Regions from separate parts of the Homo sapiens genome. Here region 1 is linked to region 2. Evidence: chromatin loops called from intact Hi-C (ENCODE). Cell type or tissue: right lobe of liver. All regions are shown on one strand. Links, peaks and the distances in the headings refer to the core of each region. The heading gives the core; the rest is flanking DNA. Region 1 has its middle 9.7 kb from the start of SYCE1. Region 2 holds the start of SPRN (shadow of prion protein).

Region 1 (11,001 bases), core at 4,837-7,336, 150 kb before region 2:
CCCTTTCTTTGACTAGGAAAGGGAATTCCCTGACCCCTTGTGCTTCCCGGGTGAGGCGATGCCTCGCCCTGCTTCAGCTCGCGCACGGTGCGCTGCACCCACTGTCCTGCACCTACTATCTGGCACTCCCCAGTGAGATGAACCCGGTACCTCAGTTGGAAATGCAGAAATCACCTGTCTTCTGTGTCGCTTACGCTGGGAGCTGTAGACCAGAGCTGTTCCTATTTGGCCATCTTGGCTCCTCTCCTTTTTTTTTTTTTTTTTGAGATGGAGACTCACCATCACCAACGCTGGAGTGCAGTGGCGAGATCTCAGCTCACTGCAACCTCTGCTTCCTAGGTTCAAGATATTCTCCTGCCTCAGCCTCCCCAGTAGCTGGGATTACAGGCACACACCACGATGCCTGGCTAATTTTTTGTATTTTTAGTAGAGACGGGGTTTTGCCATGTTGTCCAGGCTGGTCTAGAATTCCTGACCTCAGATGATCCACCCACGTCATCCTCCCAAAGTGCTGGGATTACTGGCATGAGCTACCATGCCCAGCCAAAAATATCTTTCAAAAACAAAAGTTAAATAAAGAATTGTTCATACATACAAAAGATGAAGGAATATATCATGAGCAGACCACAAGATGAAGGAATATATCATGAGCATTACAAAAAATATTTAGAGAAACCCTCCAGGTAAAAGGCAAATGATGCCAAGTGGAAATAAGGATCTATAAAAAGAAATAAAGAGCACAATGAATGCCAATAGGAATAAATGCACATCACTTTTCCTTATTATTTAAAAGATAAGTATCTGTATAAACAAAAATAATAACAATTTATCGTGGAATTTATAACACATGAACATAAAATGCATGACCACAGTAGCACAAAGGACAGTAGGAGAGAAACGGAAGTACACTATTGTACAGCTTGTATAATATACGTGAAGAAATAACATATCACTTGAAGGTAGAGGATGACAAGTTAAAGGAATACACTAACCCTAAAACAACCACTAAAGTAACAAAAGAAGGAGTTACAGGTCATAGTCAGCAAAGGAGATAAAATGTAATCAGAAAAAGGGAAGAAAAAGATGACAACGGGAACAAAAATCAGACAGGATAAAAAGTAAACAAATAGTAATGTGGTAGAGATTTACTACATTACAAATATTTATGACAGTACAAATAGTAATGTGGTAGATAATAAGTGTAATCATATTAGTAATCACATTAAATGTAAATGGTTAAATACCACAAATAAAAGACAGAGATTATCAGACTGAATAAAAATGCAAGACCCAACTATAGGCTGCCTACAAGAAGCACAATTTAAAAAGAAAGACAGAAGTAGGTTTAAAGTAAAATAATGGTAAAAGGTATATCATGCACTATTTAAAGAAAGCTGCAGTTAATATCAGACAAAGTAGATTTTAAAACAACAAATATTACCAGGCATAAAGCAAATCATTGCATAACTATTAAGGGGTTAATTCTTTAGAGGGACAAAATCATCCTAAGTAGGTATGCACCTAATAACCACCTAAAAATACATGAAGCAAAAACAATATAACATCAAGGAGAAAGAGACAAATCCACAATTAGAACCACAGATTTCAATAAAGATTGAACATCACTATTAACCAGCTTACCTGATTGACATCTACAAGATGTGCCACCCAATAACACAAAATGCACATTCTTTTGGGAGAACACAGATCAATTACCAAGATAGACCCATATTCTAGGCCATAAAATAAATCTCAAATTTAAAACAAAGTATGTTCTCTAATCTCAAGGGAATTAAAATAGAAGTGAACAACAGTGAAATGTCTCCAGGAAATCTCTGAACATTTGGAAACTAAATAACACATTTCCAGATCATCTGGAAACTATCTAATAATGGAACAAACAAACCCTGGATATGCCTCAAAAACACTGTGCTGAGCAGAAACTGGAGACGAAAGAGAAGACGTTGTGTGTTCCACTTATATTACATTCTAGAATGAACAAAACCTATGAAGGAAAGAATCTCAGCAGTGGTTGCCTCAAGGTTGAGAGTCAGGGATAAACTGGGAAAGGGTATGCAGGATGTCTGTGGGGTGACGGAAGTTGGCATCCTGATGCGTCTGGGTTCCAGGCACACACACACATTTATCAAAACCCATCACCTCAACACTAAGCGCATTACTCTGTAAACTGTGCCTCCACAGAGAAATTTAGAAAGGGCTAAAGAATTTCTACAAATCAATAACTAAAAGATGACCCCGTTGGGAGAAATGTACAAAAGACACACAGAAGCAGAAACACACATTGATACCAAATCTGTGGGACAAGCAGGAAAATACGAGTCACCAACACAATGAGACGCTGCTTCTCACCCATTAAAGTGGCCAAGACTGAGAATTCCACGAGACCACCTGCTGGAGAGGGTGGGAGAGCCATAGTAGCTGTGGAGCAGTACAGCCACACTGGGAAAAGAATCTGGTATTTTCTTAGGAGGTTTTGAGTAAAGTTTGACCTCAGCATTCCCATTCTTACGGGTGGATTACAAGAGAAATATTCACACATGACAACCAGGAACCAGGCACAGGAATGTCATCCAGTGCCATTCGCAAGAACAGAGGACTGGGGATCGTTCCAAGTGTCCGTGAACAAAGAATGTGTTATGACTTGCGGTGTAGTCACACCATGGAATATTACACAGGTGTCCGACTGAGTGGAGTGCAGCTGCTGAGAAGAGGGAGAGTCTTGACATGAAAGAGCAAGACCTAGAGGACAGCGCACAGCCCGGGGCTCTGGGTTATGAAGCTTGAATCCAACAAAGCCCCGTGTTTCGGGTCATCAACGTGCTTTCAAGAAAGCAGCCAGAGAATCCCAACGAATGGTCTCTGAGGGTGGGAGAGGGGAGGAGATACGCTCAGGGGTTAGTAATTGTCTATGTCCTGTGCTGAGGGGAGGTTCATGTGCTCTTTGTATTATTTTATAAATAGATGAATAAATGCCATGCATCGAAAAATAAATGAAATGGGTGTTCCAAAGGCAGCCTACTGGGTAGCATTCAGCAGCCCCCACCCTCAAGGGAAGGGCCTCGAGTCTGCGACCTGTCCCAGGTTGGTGTCCCCGGGGTGAGGGCACCGGGAGGGAAGTTTGCATGGAAAGCTCTATTTGCGGCTGAGCAGAGCGTGGGGAGGCCTCCCAGCTCAGCGGGTCCCTCCATGGGCCTGCAGAGCACTTTACAAATCGCTCTGGCAGTCCCATCGGAGTGAAAATTTGCAATGAGAGACTTCCAGGATGGGGAGCAGATAGGGGGTGGGGAGGGCAAGGTCACAAAGGAACCGAATAAGAAACACCAGCGGAGGCAGGTAGAGGCGGGGCCGGGGGAGACGCACCTGCGAGGGAGGCGGGGCCCGCCGTGACCTTGGTCTCCACGCGAAGACCTGGGGGAGGCTGCGCGGATGCACCCAGGGCCCCAGCCCTGAGCCCCAAGGTGCCTCGCTGGCTGGTCCACGTCGCCCGGGGTGCTGTGGGACTGGGGGGGGGGGTGGACGGGGGCGCTGCAGAGGGTCCTCAGCGCTGAGCCTTCGTCGGCCCAGCCCCTCCCCGCAGCCGCCCACGCTGCACCCAGGGCGGGGCCCATGCATCTCCTGAGGCTGGCCAGTGGCGCCCCCCAGCACTCCGTCCTCGCCCCCGCCATGGGTAGGGGTCTCTGAAGTCGTCTCACCAGGTGGGCCTGGAGCAGCCGCCAGCTCAGACCCCCGAGCACCGGTGAGGAAGGGGTGGTAGAAGGCTGGGTCAAGGGTCACCCAGGAATTCCACTTGTCCACGGGGACCCGGCCGCTGCCCAGGCGCAGACAGACCCAGAGGCAGAGTGCGAGGTAGGGGTCTGGGGCTTACATCCCCCGAGAGGGGCGGGGACCTCCCAGAGGAGCTGCTGCACAGGCCTGCGGAGCTCCTTCTCCCACCACTGTCCCAGCTCACCCTCCAACCCCCATCCTGCCCTCAGACACCCAACTGCAGGCAAGTCCAGGAACCAGAACCCCACGCCACACAGACCCATTGGAGGCTCTGAGTGGACAGCTCCCGCCCTTCCCTCGTCCGCCCCTTTGCTGGCTCAGAAAGTACAAGATAAAGATGTCAGGACCTAAAAGGTGGGGAGGAGCCTCCCTCCCCTCTGCAAAACGCCTGGAAGCTTTGTTCACCCGTACAGGGTGCCCCTGGCCCCTGGGGGCCAGCAGGGTTGAGGTCCAGGAAGGGCCCCAAGGCACACAGCCCCGAGAAGGCACGCCAGGCAGAATGGGTCTTCCCTTGCGCTGTGTGTACATCTGGGGGTGTGCACTTGGGTGCATGTGTGTGCACCAGGGTGTGTGTGCAGCTGGGGAGGGACGTGCACTGAGTGTATATGTGTGCACCTGGCCATGTACCTGTGTGTTGGGGCAGGGAAGATTATGCACCTCAGGGCGTATAGGTGTAAGAGGGGGTATACCTGATCATATGAGTGTGTACAGGTCCCAAGGCCCCTTGGCCAGGCGTTAGCTCTGGGTAAGTGGGCATGTTGGGCTGAGAGGTGGGGATGACAGATAAGTATTGCAGCAGGTCCCAAAGGTGCATGGTGGGACAGTCTGTGAGCCTGAGCCCCTGCCCTAAGATCCCAGGAGGGCTTACAGCGCTCTTACCTAGCTCTCACCAGTGGAGCAGGGCTGTGACCCCATCACACACCACAGCCTAGTCTCCCCACTGTTCTGGAGTGCTGAGAAGTGACTTGCCTGACCAGGAGGGCCACGTACAATTCCAGCAATACTGTGGTGACAGAGTTTGTGTTTCTGAGCTTCCCAGAGCTGCACCATCTTCAAGGGCTGCTATTTGGTCACTCCTCATCATCTATGTGGTGACCATCCTAGAGGACCTGGCTGTCGTGGGGACCATCAGAGCCAGCCACCACCTGCACATATCCACACACCTCTTCCTGGCCCAACTCTCGGTGCTGGAGACTCTGTACACCTCGGTCACCGTCCCAAAGCTGTTGGCCGGACTCCCAGCACGAGCGACGACCATCTATCTCCTTCTCGGGGCACCTCACCTGGCTGCTCCTCTTCCTCTCACTCAGCTCCTCTGAGTGCGTCCTCCCGGCCAACATGGACTGTGACTGGCACCCAGTCATCTGCCACCTGCTGCACTACCCAGCCCATCATGGACTCCATGCAGCTGGCTCTGCCTGCACCTGGCCATCAGCGCCCAGCTCAGCAGCTTCCCAGCCTCCTTTGTGTCCACGGCTCTCAACTCCAGCCTGAGGCTCCGCAGCCCCGATGTCCTCAACCACTTCTGTGATATCCCACCCCCGCTAGGGCTCTCTTGCTCCAGCACCACTACCATAGAAATGCGGACTCAGGCAGCCCAGGTGATCCTTGCGGCTTCCCTGCAGGCAACCACGGTCTCCTACACCCACATCCTGGCCAGATCGCTGAGGATTCCAGAAAGGCCCAGCAGCTAAAGGCCTTCCCCACCTATGCCTCCCACCTGGGGTGGCGGCTCCTCTAACCTCATCAAGCTGGTGTCAGGGGTCTACTTGGTTGGGATCCCTCTGCTCAAACCCATCATCTACTGCCTGGGAACTGCAACATCAGGGAGGCCCTGGCCAAACTCCTCCAGGCCCTTCCCCTTTAGAGCTGCAGGAGGGAGAGCTGCCCAATCCCTCTTCCTCCTTCCCTGTGCTCACAGACACTGGTGACCACCCAAGGCAGCCATAGCCCTCTCCCACCAGGGCAGTCAGCAAGTCCTGCCCTCGCCCATATCACCCAGAGTTGCCAAGAGCACAGAGTGGCCACAGGCAAGCATCTCCTTGAGCAGTGGAGGGGCAGAGATGCCAGACCTGGGCCTCAGCACTGCCAGGACAGCTCCTTGCCACAGCAGCTAGGAGCCTCCAGCCCAGGAGAAGCTGGGCCTGGAGCTCACAAGAAGCCCCCTCTCACGGCCTCTCCCCTGACCCTCTCGGATGAACAGCTGCTATGGAGGCCAGCCACTCTGCCCAGTCCTGCAGGCCCAGAGGGATGGTCTCCTTGCCATGAGGTCCCAGCTCCTCAGAGCAGAGCCTGAGGCCAGGTGAGCAAAGGGCTCTGACACATCCAGGCAGCACCACCAAACACACAGGTGTCCCCTTTCCTCAGAAACAGGAATGTCATTTTGTGTCCTTTTATTGAAAACTCCATGGGTCTAATGAATAGACAATGTGCCCTTACCTGGTTTCTCTGCCTTTTCTCTCTGGTGCTTGAGGGCAGAAACTAAGTTGACCAAGCACGTCTCTTCCTATTGGGCTGCGGCACCTGGTTGTGGGGAGGTATCTCTCACTTGATTTCACGGTTTTTCCATGCCCTAATCCCACCTCCCTCATCACAGCCACCCAGTGTGATGCATTCAGCATGTGTCCTTGGAGAGAGAGGTACTCAACAGATGTGTGGTGTTGTGTGTGAGTTTTAAATTTATGTCAATGAGTTTTCACTCTAAATCTTTCTTACTATTTTTGTTTTGTATATTGTGAGCTTATGTCATGAAGTGCATACAGATTTAGAAATGTTTTATCATCTTGGTAAATTTACCTTTCATCACTAAGAGGCATTACTCTTTGTCCCTAGTAGTGCTTTTACCTCAACCTTTGGGTCATAAAGTCTACTTTGTCTGGCATTAATATAGCTACACTGGCTTCTTTTTAGTATTTGCATGGTAACTTTTTTATCTATGCCAATTATTAATCTGCTGCCTCTTAGCTTCTAACCACCCTTCACAGTCAGCTCTGTGATGCTGGGACAGGGACTTGACAAACTGCATTTCTGCTTTGTCACCCACTGCCTCTTTCTGTTGAGAAGCCAGCTGCCAGTCTTACTTTTACTCTTTTGCAGGTAATTTGAGTTTCCCCTGCTTCTGGAAGTTGTTTGGTTTAAAGCTGTCTTACCTAGGTATGCTTTTTTTTGTATTTATTGCACTTGGAGTTTGTAATGCCTCTAGAATTCATGATTTAATTTCTTTCATCAGTTTTTGGAACTGATTGGTGATTATTTCCTTAAATATTACACCTACCTCATTATCTTCTTCCATTGCTTCTATTACATGGCATGTCAGGCCTTTTTATAGTGTACCCTCTGCCTCCTTTTTTTTTTTCTGGATATTTTGATCTTCCATGTTACTAATTCTCTCTCTAGCCATGTCTAATCTTCTGTGTTTTAAAATGTATTTTTTGATTCTAGACTTTCCTTTTTGTCCTTTTAGTTTCCCAGTCTCTTCCAAAATTCTCAATCTTCTTTTATTCCTGTAGACATGGACAGGTTCCTACATGAGCTTCTTAATGGTATCCTTGTTCTCGTGTTGGTCTCTGTCTAATCCTTGCAAAGACTTGGTTGTTTTATTACTATGGCTTTCTACAACGTCTTAATATGACATGGTGAGTTACTCTTCTTTGATCTTCTTTTTCAAAATTATTTTATTAATAGCTATTTTAGGCATTTATTTTTCCATATAGACTTTAGAAACTTTTGGGTTCTGTGCTATTTTGTTACTATCATAACAAAGTGCCACAGACAGGGTGGCTTAAACAACAAAAATTTGTTTTCTCACAGTTTGGCAGGGTTGGTTTCTTCTGCATCCTCTCTTCTTGGCTTGTAGACACCATCTTCTCCCTATGTCTTCACAGAGCCATCCCACAGTGGGTGTCTGGGTCCTGAGTTCCTCTTGTTAACGACATCAAGCTCACCTCACCTCATTTAACCTTAGTCACCTCTTTAAGGTCCTATTTCCAAATGCACCCACCCCTGCAGTATTAGGGGTTGGGAATTCAATGCATGAATTTGAGGGAGACACTGTTCAGTTCATAACAGTCTTTTAAAAATTATGCAAAGATTTTTATTGTAATTTCATTAAATTTATGGATCAATTTGTGGCAAACGGTCACCTTCACAATATCCTGTGCATCCTCCATTTATGCAGATTTTCTTTTATATTCTTTAATAACTTTTTGATGTTCTCCACAGAGGTCTTTTACATTGCGGACTGTGGTGAATGGCTTTTTTTTTTTTTTTTTTTTTTGGAGAAGGAGTCTTGCTCTGTCACCCAGGCTGGAGTGCAGTGGCGCAATCTCAATCTCAGCTCACTGCAACCTCCACCTCCTGGGTTCAAGTGATTCTCGTGCCTCAGCCTCCCGTGTAGCTGGGATTACAGGCATGTACCACCATGACTAGCTAATTTTTGTAATTTTAGTAGAGACGGGGTTTCACCATTTTGACCAGTCTGGTCTCGAACTCCTGGCCTCAGGTGATCTGCCCGACTCGGCCTCCCAAAGTGCTAGGATTACAGGCATGAGCCATCGTGCCAGACTATGAATGGCTTTTTATCTTATATTTTTTAAAGCTATTTTTTGTTCTGGTAGAGAAATTCTACCATCTTTTAAATCTAAGGTATACATCTGGCTGCAAGTCTAGGGAGTACCTGCTTAATACAGGGATGAGATGTGAGACACCCAGCAGTGCAGAGTGGCAGAGCAGCACCGCCGTGTGCCGGGGACAACCCCACCCTCCACCCGCCTAGCCGCTGACCCAGCATCCTGGGGTCTTCCGATGTCAGGAGCCACCCTCGGCACCAAGTCCCACTCCCAGCAGGAAAAAGGGGGAAAGGACAATAGCACACAGGTTCTACGCAGCCCCTCTCCTTAGCGGGGACGGAGGCTCTCCCAGGAGCCCCCGACACCCTCAGTTGCAGGTTTCACCAGCTATGCCTATGTCCTGTGGCCTCTGCCAGCTGCAGCACTTGTGGTGGAATCAGGTCTCAGGGCTACAGCTGCAGGAGCCACCCCACCTTCCATGGTACAATCAGGTCTCAGGGCTGCAGCTTCAGGAGCCACCGTGCCTTCAACGTGCTGTGTTCTTCTTGGTGGCAGCTCTGCCAATGCTGTGTTAAACAGAAGCGGTGAAAGTAGGCAATCTTCTCATTGGTTCGTATTTTTAAAAATACATTTAAAAGCTCTCCACTACGTATGTCTTCTGAGATTAGCCTTTATCAAAGAAAACATTTCACTTCTATGATGAGTTTTCTCAACATGTTTCACCACAAACGAATGTTGATTGAAATCAAATGCTTTGTCTTTCTCTGTAGAAAACCGTATTTTTTGCCTTTGGTCCACTAATAGGTAAAGCACACTGACATATGTTATGACATAAAACCACCCTGAACCTGACCTGATCATGGTGATTTGCTTTCTGATGTGCCGCTGGACTCATTGTGCTGCTGCTTTATCTAAAACTTTCATGTCTCTACTCAAACATAAAACAGCCTAAATGTTTCTCTTGCGCTTCTCTTATACACCCTAAGATACATCCTATACATCTTAAGATAGAAGGCTTCTGGAATCATAAAATCAGCTGGAGCACCGCCTCCCCCTTCCTTTTCCCATTCTGTGTTCTCGGCCTTGGAACAACTGTTAGATGTTAGAGCCCAAAATGGATCCCCTGGGTCTATCCCCTTTTCTTTCATATTTGCTGCCTTTTTGCCAGAAACATTTCCTTAAATATACAATTCCATCCTTCTGTTGTTTTTTTTTTTTTTTTTTGCAGTAATTTTTTAATCTCAAAAGTGTCTTTTTTGTCTTATTTCATCTTCACAGTTTCCTGTTCTTATTATATAAATATATCTCCCTAATCTGAGTCTATGGATTGGAGTTTTATCCAATCCATTCATTCCAATGATTGGAATGATTGGAGTCATTCACATTTCTCAATCCATTTATTTTCCGTTTCTTTGCCTGGTCTTTCTTTTATGTGATGCAGCTCTCCTTGAATGTCTGATACATTTTCATCCTTTAAAATGAAGCCGATGGGTGACAGGAAGACGTGCTTCCATGAAAGGCAGTGTTTCACTCCGGAACCTCAGCTCCCGCACGCTGGATCCAGATCCACAGCATCCCCAGGACCTCTTCTCCCCTCTGGGTCCTGCCCCCATCTCACTGGCTCCCATCTCAGATTCCCTGTGAGGCTCCACGCTTGGCTTCACATGCAAAGTCTAGGGGTGAGGGGCCCCTCCCAGCCTCTCAGCTGGCAGTCCTGGGCCTGTGCTGGGAAACATGCCCTCCCCGCCCGCAGCCGGAGGAGCCGCATGGCTGTCTTGAGTGGAGGTCACACATCCCCTCCCAGGGCCAGGGGAGGGAACGGTCACAGATGTTCCTCATGAGCCAAAAATAAGCAAGGTCTGGCTGCGGTGCTGTCCACTGCCGGCTCCAGCACCAGGGGTTGCCCAAGAACCCCCTTGACTCCTTGGGGTAAGCAGCTCACTGCTGGCTGTCCTGTGTGTGATGGGGAAGGGGGACTCAACCCGAGTGTGCAGACCTATGATGACCCCCGCTCCCACCTCCACGTCCCATGGCCACGGCCCCTCCCTTCCAAGCTCCTTCTGCCTGATGGGCAGCACCCCCTCCCGTCTGGAGTCTGCCGGGGCCCTTCCTGCTCTCCTTGTTAATTTATTTTCTGTCTTGGAGGGAAGCTGGGTGCACCTGCTCAGGTGGCCCCCTAGGGCCAGAAGACCTGTCAGTCACTTTCAAATACATGTTCTTTCCAGCTCTTCCTTGCCAAAGGTTCTAAAAACACTGTTGTCCGTCTCACCCAAAAAGCTAAGCTTCTGTCCAATCCTTAACGGTAGCTATAAATGAGAAGCATAAGCTTGGTTTCCTTCTAACATCCGGCAAGTTAGAAGATAAAACGTATTTCTTCACTTATTCATCACATATTTGCAGGGCACCCCTACACGGGACAGCAGAGGTCCCAGGCCGGTGCTGCACCCGGAGCCAGGCTCGGAGCTGGCCGCGCGCCCTCAGCTGAAACTCACCGGAGGCGCGGCCGCCCTGGGCTGAGAAGACGCCGTCGGCCCAGGTGGCATCAGAACCCACAGGAGGAAGACAGCCAGCCCAGAAGGAGCCATGGGGGGCCTCTGGGGATCGCAAGGGTCGACCCCATCCTCCCTGAAACAAGGCCGGAGGTTGA
Region 2 (4,610 bases), core at 2,061-4,560:
GACATGGTGAGTTACTCTTCTTTGATCTTCTTTTTCAAAATTATTTTATTAATAGTTATTTTAGGCCTTTATTTTTCCATATAGACTTTAGAAACTTTTGGGCTCTGTGCTATTTTGTTACTACCATAACAAAGTGCCACAGACAGGGTGGCTTAAACAACAGAAATTTGTTTTCTCACAGTTTGGCAGGGTTGGTTTCTTCTGCAGCCTCTCTTCTTGGCTTGTAGACACCATCTTCTCCCTATGTCTTCACAGGGCCATCCCACAGTGGGTGTCTGGGTCCTGAGTTGCTCTTGTTAACGACATCAAGCTCACCTCACCTCATTTAACCTTAGTCACCTCTTTAAGGTCCTATTTCCAAATGCACCCACCCCCACAGTATTAGGGGTTGGGACTTCAATGCATGAATTTGAGGGAGACACGGTTCAGCTCATAACAGAGTCTTTTAAAAATTATGTAAAGATTTTTATTGTAATTTCATTAAATTTATGGATCAATTTGTGGTGAACTGTCACCTTCACAATATCCTGTGCATCCTCCATTTATGCAGATTTTCTTTTATATTCTTTAATAACTTTAGGATGTTCTTCATAGAGGTCTTTTACATTGCGGACTGTGGTGAATGGCTTTTTTTTTTTTTTTTTTTTTGGAGGAGGAGTCTTGCTCTGTCACCCAGGCTGGAGTGCAGTGGCGCAATCTCAGCTCACTGCAACCTCCACCTCCTGGGTTCAAGTGATTCTCGTGCCTCAGCCTCCCGTGTAGCTAGGATTACAGGCATGTACCACCATGACTAGCTAATTTTTGTAATTTTAGTAGAGACGGGGTTTCACCATTTTGACCAGTCTGGTCTCGAACTCCTGGCCTCAGGTGATCTGCCCGACTCGGCCTCCCAAAGTGCTAGGATTACAGGCATGAGCCATCGTGCCAGACTATGAATGGCTTTTTATCTTATATTTTTTAAAGCTATTTTTTGTTCTGGTAGAGAAATTCTACCATCTTTTAAATCTAAGGTATACATCTGGCTGCAAGTCTAGGGAGTACCTGCTTAATACAGGGATGAGATGTGAGACACCCAGCAGTGCAGAGTGGCAGAGCAGCACCGCTGTGTGCCGGGGACAACCCCACCCTCCACCCGCCTAGCCGCTGACCCAGCATCCTGGGGTCTTCCGATGGCAGGAGCCACCCTTGGCACCAAGTCCCACTCCCAGCAGGAAAAAGGGGGAAAGGACAATAGCACACAGGTTCTACGCAGCCCCTCTCCTTAGGGGGGACGGAGGCTCTCCCAGGAGCCCCCGACACCCTCAGTTGCAGGTTTCACCAGCTATGCCTATGTCCTGTGGCCTCTGCCAGCTGCAGCACTTGTGGTGGAATCAGGTCTCAGGGCTACAGCTGCAGGAGCCACCCCACCTTCCATGGTACAATCAGGTCTCAGGGCTGCAGCTTCAGGAGCCACCGTGCCTTCAACGTGCTGTGTTCTTCTTGGTGGCAGCTCTGCCAATGCTGTGTTAAACAGAAGCGGTGAAAGTAGGCAATCTTCTCATTGGTTCGTATTTTTAAAAATACATTTAAAAGCTCTCCACTACGTATGTCTTCTGAGATTAGCCTTTATCAAAGAAAACATTTCACTTCTATGATGAGTTTTCTCAACATGTTTCACCACAAACGAATGTTGATTGAAATCAAATGCTTTGTCTTTCTCTGTAGAAAACCGTATTTTTTGCCTTTGGTCCACTAATAGGTAAAGCACACTGACATATATCATGACATAAAACCACCCTGAACCTGACCTGATCATGGTGATTTGCTTTCTGATGTGCCGCTGGACTCATTGTGCTGCTGCTTTATTTAAAACTTTCATGTCTCTACTCAAACATAAAACAGCCTAAATGTTTCTCTTGCGCTTCTCTTATACACCCTAAGATACATCCTATACATCTTAAGATAGAAGGCTTCTGGAATCATAAAATCAGCTGGAGCACCGCCTCCCCCTTCCTTTTCCCATTCTGTGTTCTCGGCCTTGGAACAACTGTTAGATGTTAGAGCCCAAAATGGATCCCCTGGGTCTATCCCCTTTTCTTTCATATTTGCTGCCTTTTTGCCAGAAACATTTCCTTAAATATACAATTCCATCCTTCTGTTGGTTTTTTTTTTTTGCAGTAATTTTTTAATCTCAAAAGTGTCTTTTTTGTCTTATTTCATCTTCACAGTTTCCTGTTCTTATTATATAAATATATCTCCCTAATCTGAGTCTATGGATTGGAGTTTTATCCAATCCATTCATTCCAATGATTGGAATGATTGGAGTCATTCACATTTCTCAATCCATTTATTTTCCGTTTCTTTGCCTGGTCTTTCTTTTATGTGATGCAGCTCTCCTTGAATGTCTGATACATTTTCATCCTTTAAAATGAAGCCGATGGGTGACAGGAAGACGTGCTTCCATGAAAGGCAGTGTTTCACTCCGGAACCTCAGCTCCCGCACGCTGGATCCAGATCCACAGCATCCCCAGGACCTCTTCTCCCCTCTGGGTCCTGCCCCCATCTCACTGGCTCCCATCTCAGATTCCCTGTGAGGCTCCACGCTTGGCTTCACATGCAAAGTCTAGGGGTGAGGGGCCCCTCCCAGCCTCTCAGCTGGCAGTCCTGGGCCTGTGCTGGGAAACATGCCCTCCCCGCCCGCAGCCGGAGGAGCCGCATGGCTGTCTTGAGTGGAGGTCACACATCCCCTCCCAGGGCCAGGGGAGGGAACGGTCACAGATGTTCCTCATGAGCCAAAAATAAGCAAGGTCTGGCTGCGGTGCTGTCCACTGCCGGCTCCAGCACCAGGGGTTGCCCAAGAACCCCCTTGACTCCTTGGGGTAAGCAGCTCACTGCTGGCTGTCCTGTGTGTGATGGGGAAGGGGGACTCAACCCGAGTGTGCAGACCTATGATGACCCCCGCTCCCACCTCCACGTCCCATGGCCACGGCCCCTCCCTTCCAAGCTCCTTCTGCCTGATGGGCAGCACCCCCTCCCGTCTGGAGTCTGCCGGGGCCCTTCCTGCTCTCCTTCTTAATTTATTTTCTGTCTTGGAGGGAAGCTGGGTGCACCTGCTCAGGTGGCCCCCTAGGGCCAGAAGACCTGTCAGTCACTTTCAAATACATGTTCTTTCCAGCTCTTCCTTGCCAAAGGTTCTAAAAACACTGTTGTCCGTCTCACCCAAAAAGCTAAGCTTCTGTCCAATCCTTAACGGTAGCTATAAATGAGAAGCATAAGCTTGGTTTCCTTCTAACATCCGGCAAGTTAGAAGATAGAACGTATTTCTTCACTTATTCATCACATATTTGCAGGGCACCCCTACGCGGGACAGCAGAGGTCCCAGGCCGGTGCTGCACCCGGAGCCAGGCTCGGAGCTGGCCGTGCGCCCTCAGCTGAAACTCACCGGAGGCGCGGCCGCCCTGGGCTGAGAAGACGCCGTCGGCCCAGGTGGCATCAGAACCCACAGGAGGAAGACAGCCAGCCCAGGAGGAGCCATGGGGGGCCTCTGGGGATCGCAAGGGTCGACCCCATCCTCCCTGAAACAAGGCCGGAGGTTGAGGAGGTCTCCGCCCGGCCCCGCAGCTGACAACCGGTGGAGAAACCGCACCTGCCACGGGAGGGGCCGCGGGGTGGGCTCGAGCCACCATGGGGCTGGTACAAGCACCCTCTCCGCTCAGGACCTCGGCCCTCATCCCAGGGCACCAGGGCTCACAGGGGGATGGGCCCGGGTGGGGACGAGGGTGTGGAGGGGCAGGAAGCACGGCGGGTGGAGCGGGGCCGGGTGCGGGGGTCGCGGGGGACCGCGGGGACGGGGCCTTGTGATGCAGGAGACGGAGGGGGCTGGTGACGGAGGACGGGAGGCCGCAAGGATGGGGGACGCGACATCCTTTTCCCCTCCCACCGGCTCACCAGGGATGCGCCTCCGCGACTGCCCGCCCCAATCCCAGGGCGGAGGCCTCGCGCAAAACCCAGGCGCCGCGGCTCCGCGCTCCGGCTGAGGGTCCGCGCCGCCGCCCGCCCGCTCCTTCCCGCTCGGCCGCGGCCTCAGGGACGGATACTCCAGCGCGCGGTTCCAACCGAGGCCCGTGGCGGGTAAGGCCGGGAGGCTGGGGCGGGTACGGGGCCGGGAGCGAGGGGCGGCGCGGGGAGGGGATGCAGCTGTCGCCCGCACAGCCGTGTCTGGACGCGGCCCCGCAACTCGACCCCGTCCCGCCCCCAGCCAGCTGCTGAACTAGGCGGCCGGGGACGGCATTGAGCGCCGGGCGCGCGCGGGAGGGACTGCCCCTGGGGCACGGGTCTGCTGGGGCGGAGTCCGCACGATGTCAGCAGCCGCTTGTCCTCCGCAGCATCCGCAAGGCCCGCACCCAGGCTTTGGCCCCAAAGGTGGGGACCAGGCCCAGGCACGGCCCGTCCCCGTTCCAGACCCTGATCTGAGCCAGCTCTTGGTCCCGGCTACCGCGTCCTCCAAACACAACGCCCCTCCCCCCATGCCGCCTCCCCCCGCCCCCCACATCCCAGCAACGCGTGCAGAGCTCCCTCCCCCAGGCTTGCTCCCCCGCCCGGGCCTGGACGCCCCCAGAGGCCTGAACGCT

The links. A loop is a pair of places that touch in the nucleus more often than their neighbours do. Peaks named below come from ENCODE experiments on the same cell type or tissue, not always from the same donor. Only the 100,000 strongest peaks of a DNase experiment are listed, where the experiment ranks them.
Region 1: it touches region 2 in a loop (8-fold over the local background); 25 of 110 quality-filtered maps call a loop at or near these places.

What each region holds. Positions count from the first base shown.
Region 1 is chr10:133,569,802-133,580,802 of GRCh38, reverse strand. It overlaps the pseudogene SPRNP1 and the pseudogene OR6L1P. Among named protein-coding and RNA genes, the nearest start is that of SYCE1, 9.7 kb to the right of the region's middle. In right lobe of liver, for the core only: no CTCF peak of the experiment used is centred there; no DNase peak of the experiment used is centred there.
Region 2 is chr10:133,423,973-133,428,582 of GRCh38, reverse strand. It overlaps SPRN (shadow of prion protein), which reads left to right and starts at 3,958. Exons shown (of 2, transcript NM_001391974.1): 1 at 3,958-4,110. It overlaps LOC124902564 (a long non-coding RNA gene), which reads right to left and starts at 4,013. Exons shown (of 2, transcript XR_007062397.1): 1 at 3,422-4,013. RefSeq lists an enhancer at 3,635-4,142. In right lobe of liver, for the core only: no CTCF peak of the experiment used is centred there; no DNase peak of the experiment used is centred there.